5 separate regions of the Homo sapiens genome follow, and all the other regions are linked to region 5. The links are chromatin contacts, found by Hi-C or POLR2A ChIA-PET in ENCODE. All regions are on one chromosome and are shown on one strand. Each heading gives the region's core, a stretch centred on a gene start or an enhancer-like site at or near the end of the contact. The rest is flanking DNA. Distances are from core to core; before and after follow the strand shown.

The links. Hi-C counts contacts between places; a loop is a spot of excess contacts on that map. ChIA-PET counts read pairs that join two places held with the same protein, here RNA polymerase II (POLR2A). Pooled maps may share reads with other maps.
Region 1: a pooled map shows a loop between it and region 5 (21-fold over the local background). The contact joins the promoter of ENPP4 here to the promoter of CENPQ in region 5. A Hi-C loop is called at or near these places in 7 of 50 pooled maps.
Region 2: a map with no recorded cell type shows a loop between it and region 5 (9-fold over the local background). The contact joins the promoter of TMEM14A here to the promoter of CENPQ in region 5. A Hi-C loop is called at or near these places in 2 of 37 single-sample maps with no recorded cell type and 9 of 50 pooled maps.
Region 3: a loop to region 5 is called in a map of B cell, with 34 times the contacts of the local background. The contact joins the promoter of GSTA4 here to the promoter of CENPQ in region 5. A Hi-C loop is called at or near these places in 2 of 168 maps with a recorded cell type or tissue (B cell and CD4-positive, alpha-beta memory T cell), 1 of 37 single-sample maps with no recorded cell type and 12 of 50 pooled maps.
Region 4: a map of sigmoid colon shows a loop between it and region 5 (7-fold over the local background). The contact joins the promoter of GCLC here to the promoter of CENPQ in region 5. A Hi-C loop is called at or near these places in 2 of 168 maps with a recorded cell type or tissue (naive thymus-derived CD4-positive, alpha-beta T cell and sigmoid colon), 4 of 37 single-sample maps with no recorded cell type and 13 of 50 pooled maps. POLR2A ChIA-PET finds 5 or more read pairs at or near these places in 1 of 52 experiments (OCI-LY7).

Annotation. Positions count from the first base shown.
Region 1 is chr6:46,128,723-46,131,422 of GRCh38, forward strand. ENPP4 (ectonucleotide pyrophosphatase/phosphodiesterase 4) reads left to right here and starts at 1,267. Exons shown (of 4, transcript NM_014936.5): 1 at 1,267-1,467. It also overlaps a transcript of CLIC5 not described here.
Region 2 is chr6:52,669,690-52,672,389 of GRCh38, forward strand. TMEM14A (transmembrane protein 14A) reads left to right here and starts at 1,424. Exons shown (of 5, transcript NM_014051.4): 1 at 1,424-1,556. RefSeq lists enhancers at 640-1,140, 1,129-1,288.
Region 3 is chr6:52,993,902-52,996,601 of GRCh38, forward strand. GSTA4 (glutathione S-transferase alpha 4) reads right to left here and starts at 1,383. Exons shown (of 7, transcript NM_001512.4): 1 at 1,348-1,383; 2 at 256-360. The coding sequence starts at 342. RN7SK (RNA component of 7SK nuclear ribonucleoprotein) reads left to right here and starts at 1,719; the gene lies at 1,719-2,050. RefSeq lists silencers at 1,304-1,535, 1,867-1,956 and an enhancer at 1,487-1,706.
Region 4 is chr6:53,543,843-53,546,542 of GRCh38, forward strand. GCLC (glutamate-cysteine ligase catalytic subunit) reads right to left here and starts at 1,259. Exons shown (of 16, transcript NM_001498.4): 1 at 654-1,259. The coding sequence starts at 803. RefSeq lists enhancers at 1-684, 523-582 and a silencer at 803-1,232.
Region 5 is chr6:49,462,094-49,464,805 of GRCh38, forward strand. CENPQ (centromere protein Q) reads left to right here and starts at 1,277. Exons shown (of 9, transcript NM_018132.4): 1 at 1,277-1,360. It overlaps MMUT (methylmalonyl-CoA mutase), which reads right to left and starts at 1,160. Exons shown (of 13, transcript NM_000255.4): 1 at 1,010-1,160. RefSeq lists enhancers at 343-1,243, 830-899, 1,244-2,143.

The sequences.
Region 1 (2,700 bases), core at 17-2,516, 3.3 Mb before region 5:
GGTTCTAGGGTCTGCAGGTTCTAGGGATTCAGCTACAGACCCACTACCATCCCCTCCAGCTCTGAAAGCCCATGGATCTAAGATGCCCATATTCACCAATGCACAGGCCAACCTGAGACTTAAAACTGGAATTAATTTATCAAGGCACAAACTAATAATCAACGGAATACATCTATTGCCAAATCATCTCCATGGCTGCTTCCAGATTGTTGGTAATAGCTATACTGTAAGGTTCAGACCAAGGGGACCAACGTCAGAATTTGTTATCTAAGGTCCAGTACTGCAGTTTACTAATCCAGGTACTGGATTTACAGCTATTAAATACTTAACACTTGAGGATATCACATGTGATTAATATTCTTAATTTATTTGTACTTTTTATTTGAGCTGGAGATACAGTAGTGAACAAGAAAGAAAATACCTTCTGGAGCCTGCATTTTAACAAGCGGGACAATTAAATTCAATAGTGATTTAGCAAGTACTTCTATACCAAGTTCTGTTTGGCACTACAGATAAAAAGAAAAAAGATGCTATCCTCTCACTGCCAAGTGTGCCTGGACAACCCAACTGTTAGCGAATAATTCTACTTCTGTTTGGTAACTGCTCTTTATGTTGGAAAGTTTAGTTACATTATTCTATTAAATAACCTTCCAATTAAAAGCAGGAGCACAATCCCACATACGCGTCTGTCAAAGTAAGCACCCATTTCTCAGCTGTAACTCATTACTGGTTCCCTGCCGCAGGCACTGTGCTGCTTTTAACCTTACTTGTAAACTATTACCTAACTTCCCCGGTAAAGGTGCTCGCTTATCCAGTAAGACGGACAGACGTCTATGGTAGATCCACGTTTCATTTATCCCAACTCACTGGAACTGGCTGAAGCTTCTCCAGACTTGTGCCGGACCTTGGTGCAGCCAAAGTTGCTTTCTCCGCGGCCACCTAAGCTGCCAGGTGCACATTAACTAAGTGGCAGAAGGCCATCGGCTTGGCAATTGCCTGAGGCCTTTCCGGGACTCGCTGGTTTTTAGGTTCCATGAAGGGCATCCAGATCTAGGATGATACGAAAAGTGCGTGGTGGGAGAGTGGAATCAACCTCTACTCTTAGGTCCGATACAACCCCTCCAAGCACCTGTCTAACCAATCGGAAAGAAAGTTACATTCAACGCTGGTTCTAGCATCCAATCCAAGGACGTGTTTCAGACTCTGCTGCCCGGTCCCAGCCAGCCCTGAGCTGGCGCCTTAGACGCTCGCCTGGCAGCTGCGCACACTCGGAGCGCCCCGAGCGGCGCAGATAGGGACGTTGGGGCTGTGCCCCGCGGCGCGGCGCCTGCCACTGCGCAGGCGCCTCAGGAAGAGCTCGGCATCGCCCCTCTTCCTCCAGGTCCCCCTTCCCCGCAACTTCCCACGAGTGCCAGGTGCCGCGAGCGCCGAGTTCCGCGCATTGGAAAGAAGCGACCGCGGCGGCTGGTGAGTACGCGCCTCGCGCGCTCGGCGTTCTGGGGGGCAATGTCACCCCCTCTCCAGTCCCCTAGGGGCTTTGAAAATAGAGATGGTGAGACCAGACCCTATGACCCACTCTCCCCCACTACACGCACATCCCCTGGGGCGCGGCGGGGACGTCCACGAAGGGACTCAAAGAGCCAGGGAGGTGGCGGGCCGAGGCGGAGGCCAGGAAGGGAAGAGGAAAGAAAAATTAGCAGGTGCTGGGGAAGGCAACCTGTGGTGTTAAGTGTGAAGGGAGGGAAGTCAGCCGAACGGTAGTGGAGGAACCTAAGGTGGGTCTGGGGTAAAATTGAGGGGAGCTGGGGCGGGGTCGCCAGGCTTTTGGTTTTAAAGGAGAACCACCCATGGCATCGACATCCGTCTGTCTGAATATTAGATTAGAGTTTATGTTAATTATAGATAATGATATTTAAGAACTAATTTCCTGGAAAACAAGCCAACCAAACAATAAAAGGTACATTTAAGTGCCTTTTTAAAGGGCTGGATTAAAAGCACGTAAGGACTTAAAAACAATGCTTCCTTTTCTTGTCACAACCACCCTATGAGATCATAGCATTCCCATTTTACAGATGACGAAAGTCAGGCTCAGAGAAGTGAAGGGACGCGTCCAACCAAGATTGTACAACTAGTGACAGGCAGATTCAGGTTTACACCAGATCTGACTCCAGAAGGGCTTTGCTTAATCAGGCAATCTTGTGGACCCAAGTCTGAAGGAAGATTTGCCAACTACTGTGAAATATCAACTGCTGGTTTCAGTATTATGAGCTTCTATTTCTTCTTTTTTCCCCTCAGAGATTGTTTCAATCTGTTTTAAGGAAATTAAGAGGCCTGCTGCACTTGTGCGTCTTCCCCCCACCTCCACTTAAATTAGTTACAGGATATAATTTGGAAGACATTTTTTTTTATGGTCTCAGGTCTTAGATTTATTTATTTATTAATTATTATTATTATACCTTAAGTTTTAGGGTACATGTGCACAATGTGCAGGTTAGTTACATATGTATATATGTGCCATGCTGGTGCGCTGCACCCACTAACCCATCATCTAGCATTAGGTATATCTCCCAATGCCATCCCTCCCCCTTCCCCCCACCCCACAACAGTCCCCAGAGTGTGATGTTCCCCTTCCTGTGTCCATGTGTTCTCATTGTTCAATTCCCACCTATGAGTGAGAATATGCAGTGTTTGGTTTTTTGT
Region 2 (2,700 bases), core at 174-2,673, 3.2 Mb after region 5:
GGAGGCTGGGGTAAGGATGGGCATAGAAGGGGATGGAAAGGAGGGCTGAGAGAACTCAGAACCAAATTTCAGGCTATCACTTTCTCCACGCCACATTCCAGTGCCTTGCCATCAACTCTTCTGTGAATCTTCAGGAATTTTATTAATTCCCCAGGACCAACTTAGACTTTCATAAGTTAGATGTAGTTATATTACTTCCCTGAAGCACTTTTATGCACAAAGAATAGATGTAGCAAACAAACTTCACAAGATTTAATTTTTGAGTTTCCTTTTTTATTCTGAGGAATTCCGCTGTAATTCTCAGTGACACAGAACCTCTAGAGCTACTTCACTATGACAACCTTCTTCAAATCTCCAAAGGGCTGTTACATAAGGAAGAGGGTCGGAGTTCTGTATTCAATCAAGAAGGCAGAAGATTGAGATGATAAGTTGCTACAGGGAGGCATAATTTAAAGTCAATTTAAACTGTAATCCCAGCACTTTGGGAGGCAGAGGCGGGAGGATTGCTTTGAGCTCAGGAATTCAAGACCATCCTGGGCAACACAGTGAAACCCCGTCTCTACAAAAAAAAAATAGTCGGGTGAGGTGGCACACACCTGTAATCCCAGCTACTTGGGAGGTTGAGGCTGGAGAATCGCTTGAACCCAGGAGGCAGGAGGCAGAGGTTGCAGTGAGACGGGATGGTGCCACTGCACTCCAGCCTGGGCGACCGACTGAGATCCTGTATTTAAAAAAAAAATAAGGTCAGTTTAAGTTTCGTTCCTGGGATTGAGCGGATTGCCTTGCATTAGGCAAGGTTTTAAGTGCTTTCCAACTCTGGAATTCTATACCTTTCCCAGTAGATATCTAAACCCAGCAAATCCTGGGCCTGAAGTTTAAAACTAGGATCCTCGTCTCCCAACCACATCTAGATGATCCCATAGTGTAATGAAGGGTGCTTGGGCTTTGACACCAGGCAAACTTGGATTTTGACCTGGGACAACTAAGTCACTTGACCTCACTGAACCTTAGCTCCCTCCACTGACAGTGGGGACAGTCTGCTGGAGGGTGTGTAGAAGACCTCGGGTTGCCTTTTGGAGGTTCTGGAAATGTCCCTTGAAAGATGAATGGAGTTAATTTAAAAATCTTCGCCTTCTGTAATTTTGGCTTCTTGCAAACACGCTTCCTGCCAGTCCTGCTCCGTCAGGCGGGAGGCAGCAAACCCCAGCCCTGGCTCCAGGACAGGGCCGAAGGCAGGATAGACGGAGCAACGGGTCCGGCTGCCGCCGGGATGTTGCAGCACAGGGCCTCCTGGCTGCCTGGCCTACAGGCCGCCCGGATTCAGCCGGAGGGCATGGACCGGGTGGAGTCCTGCAAGGCGAGAAGGGACACAGCGCATGCGCGCGGCAGGGAGGGCGTTTCCAGGAGGGAGCGGCCTTTGCTCAGCGCGAGACGGCTGGGCGCCGAGTGGGACAGCGCTGGTGCGGAGACTGCTTCCGGACTCCAGGTACCGCGCTTGGCGGCAGCTGGCCCCAGACTTCTGTCTTTTCAGCTGCAGTGAAGGCTCGGGGCTGCAGGTGAGCTGTGCATCCCGCAATGGAGACCTTCCTGCTCTGAATTTTCTTACAAAACTGCAGAAATATAAGGGGCGTTGCTTAGCGGGCATCCCCTCCCCCGCGCCAAACCTGTACAGCAAACGATGATGCAGAGGACCTTGAGGGGATTTTGCAGGGCATCGGTCTTACCTCCGCGGTATCATTTTTCTCCTCCTCCCGAGTTTCTGCCTTCTGGTATCCCTAAATATCCCACCTATCCTGCCTCCTACCTTCCTGGATCTGGGGTGGTGGGGTGGGCTCATGGACCATTGCAAAATGCTTGGCAGGATTTTAACCTTCTCAGCACCACCCAGACCCCACTCGAAAATGTGCCTTTTGTGCCCTCCAAGAGCTCAAGGGTAGGTAATTGTTATATCTTTAGCATGTGAAAATGCTTTTTATGTAACAGTTCACCGAAAATCTCTTAATTCTCCGAATTTTGGAGGATTTGGGGCGGGCAGCGAGGCTGTCCCCTGTCACCTTGTTTTGTACCTGGTATGGTAAATCGTTTTGCTGCATTGCATCCAAGATGCGTTTTAGTCCTTCCAAGGCTTGAGCATCACATTTGTGATGAGAGCGTGTGATGTGCTGTGCACATCCTCTCCCACCTTATCCCTTCCATGTTAACACAGCCTCTGGCTTTAATGTGTGCTTCTGGCCTGGCCACATGGCTCCGTCATGGAATAGGTGATTCTTTTGTCTGAATATTCTCTGTGAGAACAGAATCTTCTTGCAAGCATTGGGAGTAGATTTATTTTGCCTCTTTAGAACAACAGTCAGTTCGCTAAGGAGATTAAGGGGCTACCTGTTTCCTGGCAATAAAGCTGTATTGGGTAGGTCAGTTACAGAATGTCTTCAGGCAGAAGCTGTTCCTTTGGTTCACTCACTCATTTATTCATTTAACAAGTATTTTAAGTACCTGCCTTGTGCATGGCAGGGTTCTTGGTGCTGTGAGGAGGACAAAGATAAACTGAACCTTGGTTTGCCCTCAAGGAGCTTGGCTGGCTGAGAGTTGAGAGAATCCCAACCAAGTAAAAGGGTATGGGTCCTCAAGAGAAGATCGCAGGAAGAGCTGGGGGGCTCAGGATGGAGTGGAATTAATCTTTCACAACAGCTACTTAGCTTT
Region 3 (2,700 bases), core at 133-2,632, 3.5 Mb after region 5:
TCTTATTAATAAATATTCACTGGTGCTAGATCAGAAGCCAATAATTAAGTAAAAGTCAAAAGGAAAATAGAATTCCATCAACTACGTTCTAATTATAAAGAAAAATCCCTTCAGGGATGGTATCTGACTCAGTGAAGCGTGCCTGTGATTTTGGTGGACGAGAACTAGAACTGAACGGTGCTTCAAAACGTATTTTTCTTTCAAAGGTCTCAAAAGCTGTATGACAAATCCGTGAAGAAACAGCATATAAGGTACCTCGACTCCGGCGGCAGCTAAAACCCATCTCACGGACTCCATCCGGCCTCTTCCGTTGGGATAGTGGAGCTTGGGCCTTGCTGCCATGATAGCTTTTCAGGCTTTCTGAAATACAAATGCAGCAGCTCGTCGCAGACCAACAGTCCCAATTTCGCGTCTTCAACCCAGTGCTCAGGGGCGAAATGAATATTCAGGATTTTGGCACGGGAAACTGTTCTTTATTTTTGTTGCTGCATTTTCCCTCACTCAAGAAAAAAAAACCACCATTTTAAAACATGGAGAAAAAAACCTTGGCTTTTATATGATTTCTATTTATGACTTCTTATCCTGGATCTTGGGAAGCTGGGGCCATTTGTTGTAAAAACATATGTGCTAGCAGTACGGGATTTCACAAATTCAGAATATTATATATTTTGACCTCGAGAATCTCAGATTTTCCAAATTCAGCTGGGGGATAGGGGGTGGCAGGCGTTGAAGAGGGTAGCGAAGGAAAATCGCACAGCCACTGGAAGCTCTTCAAGTATTCATGCTTTTACATACATCATCATATTTTATTATCACGGCAACTGGAAGGTGAACAGGCCGAGTACTACTACTGTCTGCAAAATGTGCGTCCACCGTCACGCATGCGGTGGCTGCGCCCCCCGGGTCCCGCGTGTCCACCACCCCTACAGGGAGATGAGCCCCCGGCCTTGTAAAACGAGCCGGGGGCCAGGGCTTGGCCATCTGAGATCGCACTCTCCCATGCTCGTCTTCCCCGCTCAGCCCATGCAGGGGCGTAGCGGCAGCCCAGCCAGGCCCGGGGACGATCCGAGCCCACCTTCCACCAATGCATTCAGACTCCGCAGAAGGGGTTTAAAAAAAAATACGCACACTGAGCCAAGAAGGACCCCAGCTCCAGCCAAGGGGCCCACCTCTGCCCAGACTGGATGGAGCAGGAGGACAAAGGACAAGAGGAAGAAAAGACAAGAGAAGGACTGAACTGGGGGAGTGAGGGAAGAATGCGAGAGTGAGACTCAGAGAGTAAAGGGGAGGGAAAAAAAAGAAGAGAGAAAGGGCGAGGAAGGGGGCGACCGCAGGAGGGAGACAGACCTGGAGTCCACTCGGAGGCCTGGAGCCGCACAAAGCGCCAGGTCAGCGGTCCCGGCTGGGTGAGACCAGCAGGCGGCTCTAGCGCGCGGGAGCTGGGCGAGGCTCCGGGACGACCTCACCAATGGAGACTGCAGTATTTAGCATGCCCCACCCATCTGCAAGGCATTCTGGATAGTGTCAAAACAGCCGGAAATCAAGTCCGTTTATCTCAAACTTTAGCATTTTGGGAATAAATGATATTTGCTATGCTGGTTAAATTAGATTTTAGTTAAATTTCCTGCTGAAGCTCTAGTACGATAAGCAACTTGACCTAAGTGTAAAGTTGAGACTTCCTTCAGGTTTATATAGCTTGTGCGCCGCTTGGGTACCTCGGATGTGAGGGCGATCTGGCTGCGACATCTGTCACCCCATTGATCGCCAGGGTTGATTCGGCTGATCTGGCTGGCTAGGCGGGTGTCCCCTTCCTCCCTCACCGCTCCATGTGCGTCCCTCCCGAAGCTGCGCGCTCGGTCGAAGAGGACGACCATCCCCGATAGAGGAGGACCGGTCTTCGGTCAAGGGTATACGAGTAGCTGCGCTCCCCTGCTAGAACCTCCAAACAAGCTCTCAAGGTCCATTTGTAGGAGAACGTAGGGTAGTCAAGCTTCCAAGACTCCAGACACATCCAAATGAGGCGCTGCATGTGGCAGTCTGCCTTTCTTTTGACCCATTACCCATCTAAGTTAGATGCTTTTTTAAATGTTTTTTAATTTTTAAATTTTTAATTTTTTTCATTATTTATTTTTTATTTTTGAGACGGATCTCGGCTCACTGTAACCTCCACCTCCCGGGTTCAAGCGATTCTCCTGACTCAGCCTCCCGAGTAGCTGGGATTACAGGCGCGCGCCACCATGCCCGGCTAATTTTTCTATTTTTAGTAAAGACGGGGTTTCGCCATGTTGACCAGGGTGGTCTTGAACTCCTGACGTCAGGTGATCCTCCTGCCTCGTGCTGGGATTGCAGGCGTGAGCCACCGCTCCCGGCCCTTAGATGCTTTTTAATCAGCAAGTACGCAATGCTTTCCTGACAGGAATGTCAAGTCCGTCAGGAAATCCACATAAGGGTGTTAAGCAGGCAAAGTACCACATACAGATTAAAATCAAAAGCACTGTCAACGCTTATTTAATTTATACAGTAGACCCTAACTTTTCTAATTTTGTGTATACATATATATACATGTATACATGTATACAAACATACATATTTTCTTCTTTCTTTCTTCATCTCAGTGGGACATCTTGAGATTTCTCTTCATTTTGTACATTTTAGAGACAAGTGCTCTATAGTCACGGTCTCAAGTCAGCACCTGTTTGG
Region 4 (2,700 bases), core at 9-2,508, 4.1 Mb after region 5:
CAAGCAAATCCTAATGTTGAAACTCTAAATGCATTCCCACTTAGAATTAAACAGGAAAGGGAAGGTTCCTCCCCCATGTAGGAAACTGAGCCGTAATTTACTGGTTTCAATTTATAGCTATGAAGTGTGTGTGTTTTGGAGGGGAGGGAAGATGAGAAGTTGGAGAGGTTTAAGGAAAAGACACCTGCATGAGGTAGGGCAGAAGTGGACATCCTGAAGACCTGATTTCTAAAAGCAGCAGGCCTACTAGGAAAACTTAAATCTCTTTCATATTGACCGCAAAAGCGAATTTTGAGCCTGTAAGGTGGATCATGGTAGTTGCCGGTCTGCAGATACACTAGGTTGAAGACTCGCAGCACCTAATGTCACTTTTTCATGCTCACGCCCTCCCAGCGCCCAATCCGTGTTTATGGAATGAAGGGGAAAACCCAAAAGAATGAATGAACAAGAAAGGAGTCTAGTCAGGAGGATGGCCCTGGACGCGGACTAGGCGAAAGCAGGGACGATGCTCCCGGGGCCGGGAGGCGCTCGAGGACCCCCGGGCGCAGTGGAGAACGCGGACCGCGATAGGGCCGGGGGCGTAGGGCAAGACAAAGGCAGCGCGGGCGGCCAGACACGGGTGCCCGGCGGGGACGGGGACCGCGGGCGCTCACCTCATCGCCCCACTTGAGAACGTCCTTGTGCCGGTCCTTGACGGCGTGGTAGATGTGCAGGAACTGGAGGATCCCGTGCCGCCGCACGTGGTCGGCATGGCGCTTGGTTTCCTCCCAGCTCAGCGGCGAGCCCTGGGACAGCAGCCCCATGGCCGCCCCCTCCTCCTCCTCCTCCTCCTCCGGGCTGACGGCGGTCGCCCGCTCCGGGCGCGAGACGGACACTCAGCCGCCCGCAGAAGGCGGCTGCCGCTCCACCCCGCGGGGGCGCTCTCGGGCCGCAGTCGGCGGAGGGAGGGTCCTGCCCGCTCCGGCTCCCCGGCGGCGGCCCCTGGCGCCCAGGTGACAGACCCTGGGTCCGACGCACCGCGCGGAGGCGAAGGCAGAAGACCGAGAGCAGGCGGGACGGCTCTCGGCCCGGCGGCCTCGCCCTCCCCGCTGCTCCTCCTCCCGCTCCGATGCGGCGGCGGCGGACCCCACGGCCGCGCTGCCGCGGCGGCTCCCGCTTCTCTTTGCCGGTCTGGTGCACTGGCTTCTTCCTACTTGTGACCAAAACCTGCGCCGCCGCGGAGCATGCCCAGTCTTTGCGTCCGCTAGCTCGCCGCTCCTGGGCGCGATCCTGCGCTCCAGGTTTTATAGACTACGGGCGAAGGCGGGGAGAGGAGGCGGTGCAGCGGCGGAGGCGTGGCCTGAAGCCCGGTGGGAACCGCGGGGGCTCAGGAGGCGTGTGCAAGGGTGATTGGGTCGCAGTTGAGGGGAGCAGCTCGCGAGAAGGGGGCGTGCGGTCGGCCTCGCTTTACGCAAACGCGACATATCAAAATGCATTTTTTTTCCTAATCAGAAGAGATAAACTTGGGATTCGGGAAGAAAGTTGATTATTTGAATCAATGACGAACTCACCATATTATGTTTTAGTTGGACAGGGCCTCACACTTAGAGTGAGAGCGGCAGAATGTGTTGAGAAAAGTATTAACATGGTAGTGAAGTGAAACAGTTCAACTCTAGGCTCCATCACTTACTGACTGTGAGACTTGGGACGAGTTCTTCCCATATCTGCATAAAATTAGATTAATTCTATCTTTTATAGATGTCGTAATTATGTGCATAGTGTACATGTGTATAGTGTTGGCCAAAAAATTGACCTGGTTATTAAGAGGAATCAATTTGTCAACATGTGTAAATCATTATTCCCTACTGTCTTGATTAACTGGTGACCTATGTTCTCTGGATGGCACGGACACCATTTATTGCAAAAAGTCTCCAGACAGACCATATGAGGAACCATCTCCAAAAGTTTATCCTCCATCTAAACCTAAAATTCATCCCTTAAGTGATCAAAATGACGTTCTTGTGAGCCTACCGTGGGGTGGGGTTGAAGATAGTGGGAACACCTAGAGTTGGCCTTATCTCGGAGGGAAAGGAGAGGAAGGAGGTACCGTGCCCCCAAGTGATTGTTTAATAAATATGTGTTGACAGAGCAATGACCTGTCAGGGGAAAAGTGAAGGCAACTAGATCATACATGTACCTACCCAGAAAGTGTGTATTTATCATACCCTCTTCCCTCGCACTACAGAGTTAACATTTAGTAAGCACTTATTAATTGCTAAATGAGTGAGTACATGATAGCAGGATTCTCTTCTCCCACAGCCTTCATATTGGATGTGCCCCTCACAGGGCTTGGGGGCATGAATACCCAAGGTCTGGCTGGGATTTCCACAATGGTGTGTGTGTGTGTCTGTGTGTCTGTGTGTGTGTGTCTGTGTGTGGTAGGGATGTTTGAAGCTCAGGAGAAGATGTTTCCATCCTCATCACACAGGTGGGATAGAAATCAAACCACATTCTAATTTTTCCACAGCCTTTTCAACAACCTCCTTTGCCCTCCCACCAACCTCACCAGATCTGTATATGGTTCTGGCACTCTGTTGTTTTTCCTGCTTGAAATTCTCCATCTGACACACTCATGTTCATCTCTTGAGTCACAGTTATTCCTCTCTGTGTTTTGGTTGCATTCGTACATTAATGATAGAGTCATTTTAAAGATAGCTCCAC
Region 5 (2,712 bases), core at 27-2,526:
GAAACAGACACCATTTTTAGATAAAAACACAACTACTGCGGATGGCAATACGACCTCTGAATTTTCTCAGAAGACCATCAAGAGAGGCCTCAAGCATTCAAAGAAGCAACATGCAAAGCAAATATGTTACTGACAACTAAAATGAGTTAAAGAGCAATGATTAATCCCACCCCCACACCTCAAAAACAAATCAGTGAGAAAAAGATTTCTTGAACCAATAAGTTTCAAGCTTTGGCTGCTGACGTATGATTGCACATTAATACTTCAAGAAGGTACTTTGATGTTCAACTAGTTGGGTTTGGAGATGGAAACATAGGGCATGAAAATTATATTTGATATTAGCATAAGTACATCATTAAACACAAAATTATATTGGCAGAAAATCATCAAGTGGTTTAAAACTTTACACACATACGTTATCCAGGGCTTCGAGCTTCCCTAAGACCACCTTCTTTCTAGATAAAACTGAGAACGAGTTAGTAATGTAAGCTTTTATGTCAATTTAGACCTGTCTTTTCTATTCTACCTCTCACTCTTAACACTGTTTACACTCTTAATCCTGTTTACACACAGAAAATCACTTTTATTCCCGAAAACTCTTAGAAAAACCCTGACAATAACATAACCCACAACCTAGAAGGGAGGCAGCCATGAAGCAGGCGCATCCCTTTGGAACCATACAAAAAGTGACCTCTGCCAACGGGAACAGTTCAGGGTGCTTAAGTGGCCAAAGAAGATACCGACATGGCCCCTAAAGTATTAAAAGCACCTTCTTTCCAGAAGTACCTCCGAATTGCCAGGGACTTCGCCCAAAACTAGAGGTTGGTCGAAGTGAAAATCTAAACCTAAGGAGAAGGCAGAGAGTGGGATCCCGTCACAGTAGGAAGGTAAAGAAGACAGAAGTAAAGGACAGAGCGGGAGAGAAAGGACAAAAGTTCAAAATACAGGGGTAGAGGAGGGACAGGAGCCAGAAGAATGGAGCGATCTGAAAGGTGTACGTCCTACTCACTGGTAGGCCTGTTTTGGACTCCGCTGTGGGAGAGGGCGGCTGCACTTCTGCGTCCCCCGCCTCACCTGTCAGACATCCACACAGCCAGGCCTCCCCGCCCTCACCAAGCCCACACAAACCGCGCCACCGCCAGCGTCAGCCGGACGACTCTGGGGGCGTAGGCCGACACCGCCCTCCCTCCAGCCAATCTAATAGCGCTCTCATGGGCGCATTCCTGATGACGTTTAGGGGTAGGGTTAGATGCCCGTTTCCGCTTTCTTCCCACCCACTTCCGGGTCTCCTCTGTTTACGAATGTTTGGGCGCGAATTACTCTAAGCGCGGCTCTCAGAAGGGTGCAAGAAGAATCAGTGGTGAGTCGTGATATCCTTAACCGGCTGGGTGGATCTAAAGTTCAGGGATGAGTTTTAAAGCCAACGCGTTTGTGGCAGACTCCGCAGTTTGCATTTGAGGATAGCGAGGGGGGATTGCTTACGGGGAAATGCCCGATGTCCTAAAAGATCTGCCCTTAGGATCCTGAGATTGAGATGTTTGATTAGGGGGGAGGGAGCAAAGCCATGAATACTTCCTATTTCTCCCGAATCATCCTCATGGCTCATCCTCATTGCTAAATTTCTCCCGCGGGCACTAGTGAAGTCAAGTGCAGCCTTGGACATTAGTGTCTGTGTTTCTCCAGGAGTCCTACTCACTCTTGTGCCCACATAGAGGTCTAAATTGAGGTAATTGAGTCCCATGAGTATCAACAAGCTGGTAAGAAAAACAAGACAACCTAGAATGCCTCCCTCTCTCCTAAAGCATATAGTCTGGCGGCAAACTACTGTACCAGCCTTATTTCTTTTCACTTCTCCTATACACATTAAAAGCCTCGCTGGATTATCCTGTCCCTGAACACGCCAGGTTTTTTGTGTTTTTTCCGAGCTTTCCTGCCGTCCGAGTTTTACTGTTTTCCCTTGGATGCTTCATTTTTCTACTTTTTGGCTAAATATTTCAAAATGTTATTAGAATAATACTTTTTCTATGAATAATGTACAAACATACTTCCGAGATATTGCGGGGTCGGTTCCAGACCAATAAAGCCTGTCACACGATTTTTTTGGTTTCCCAGTGCATATAACAGTTGTATTTACACTGTATTGTAACCTATTAAGTGTGCAATAGCATTATGTGTAAAAAAAAATTACATGCTGTAATTTTAAAATATTTTATTGCTAAAAAATGCTACTAATCATCTCAGCCTTCAGCAAGTCCTAATCTTTTTGCTGGTGGAGGGTCTTGCTTGATGTTGATGGCTGTTGACCAATCAGGGTGATGGTTGCTGAAGATTGGAGTTGCTGTGGCAGTTTCTTAAAATAACAAAATAATGAATTTTGTACAGCAGTTGACTCTTCCATTCACTAAAGATTTCTCTGTAGCATGTGATGCTGTTTGAAAGCATTTTACCCACTGTAGAACTTCTTTCAAAATTAGAGTAAATCCTCTTAACCCCTACCATTGCTTTAGCAACTAAGGTTTTGTGATATTCTGAATTCTTTGTTGATATTTCAAGAATATTCACAGCATCTTCACCAGGGGTAGATTCCATCTCAAGAACTTCGCTCATTCATAAGAAGCAACTTCTTTTCCACTAGTTTTATCATGAGATTGCAGCAATTCAGGTACATCTTCAGGCTCCACTATTTCTCTTGCTATTGCCACCAGATCTTTC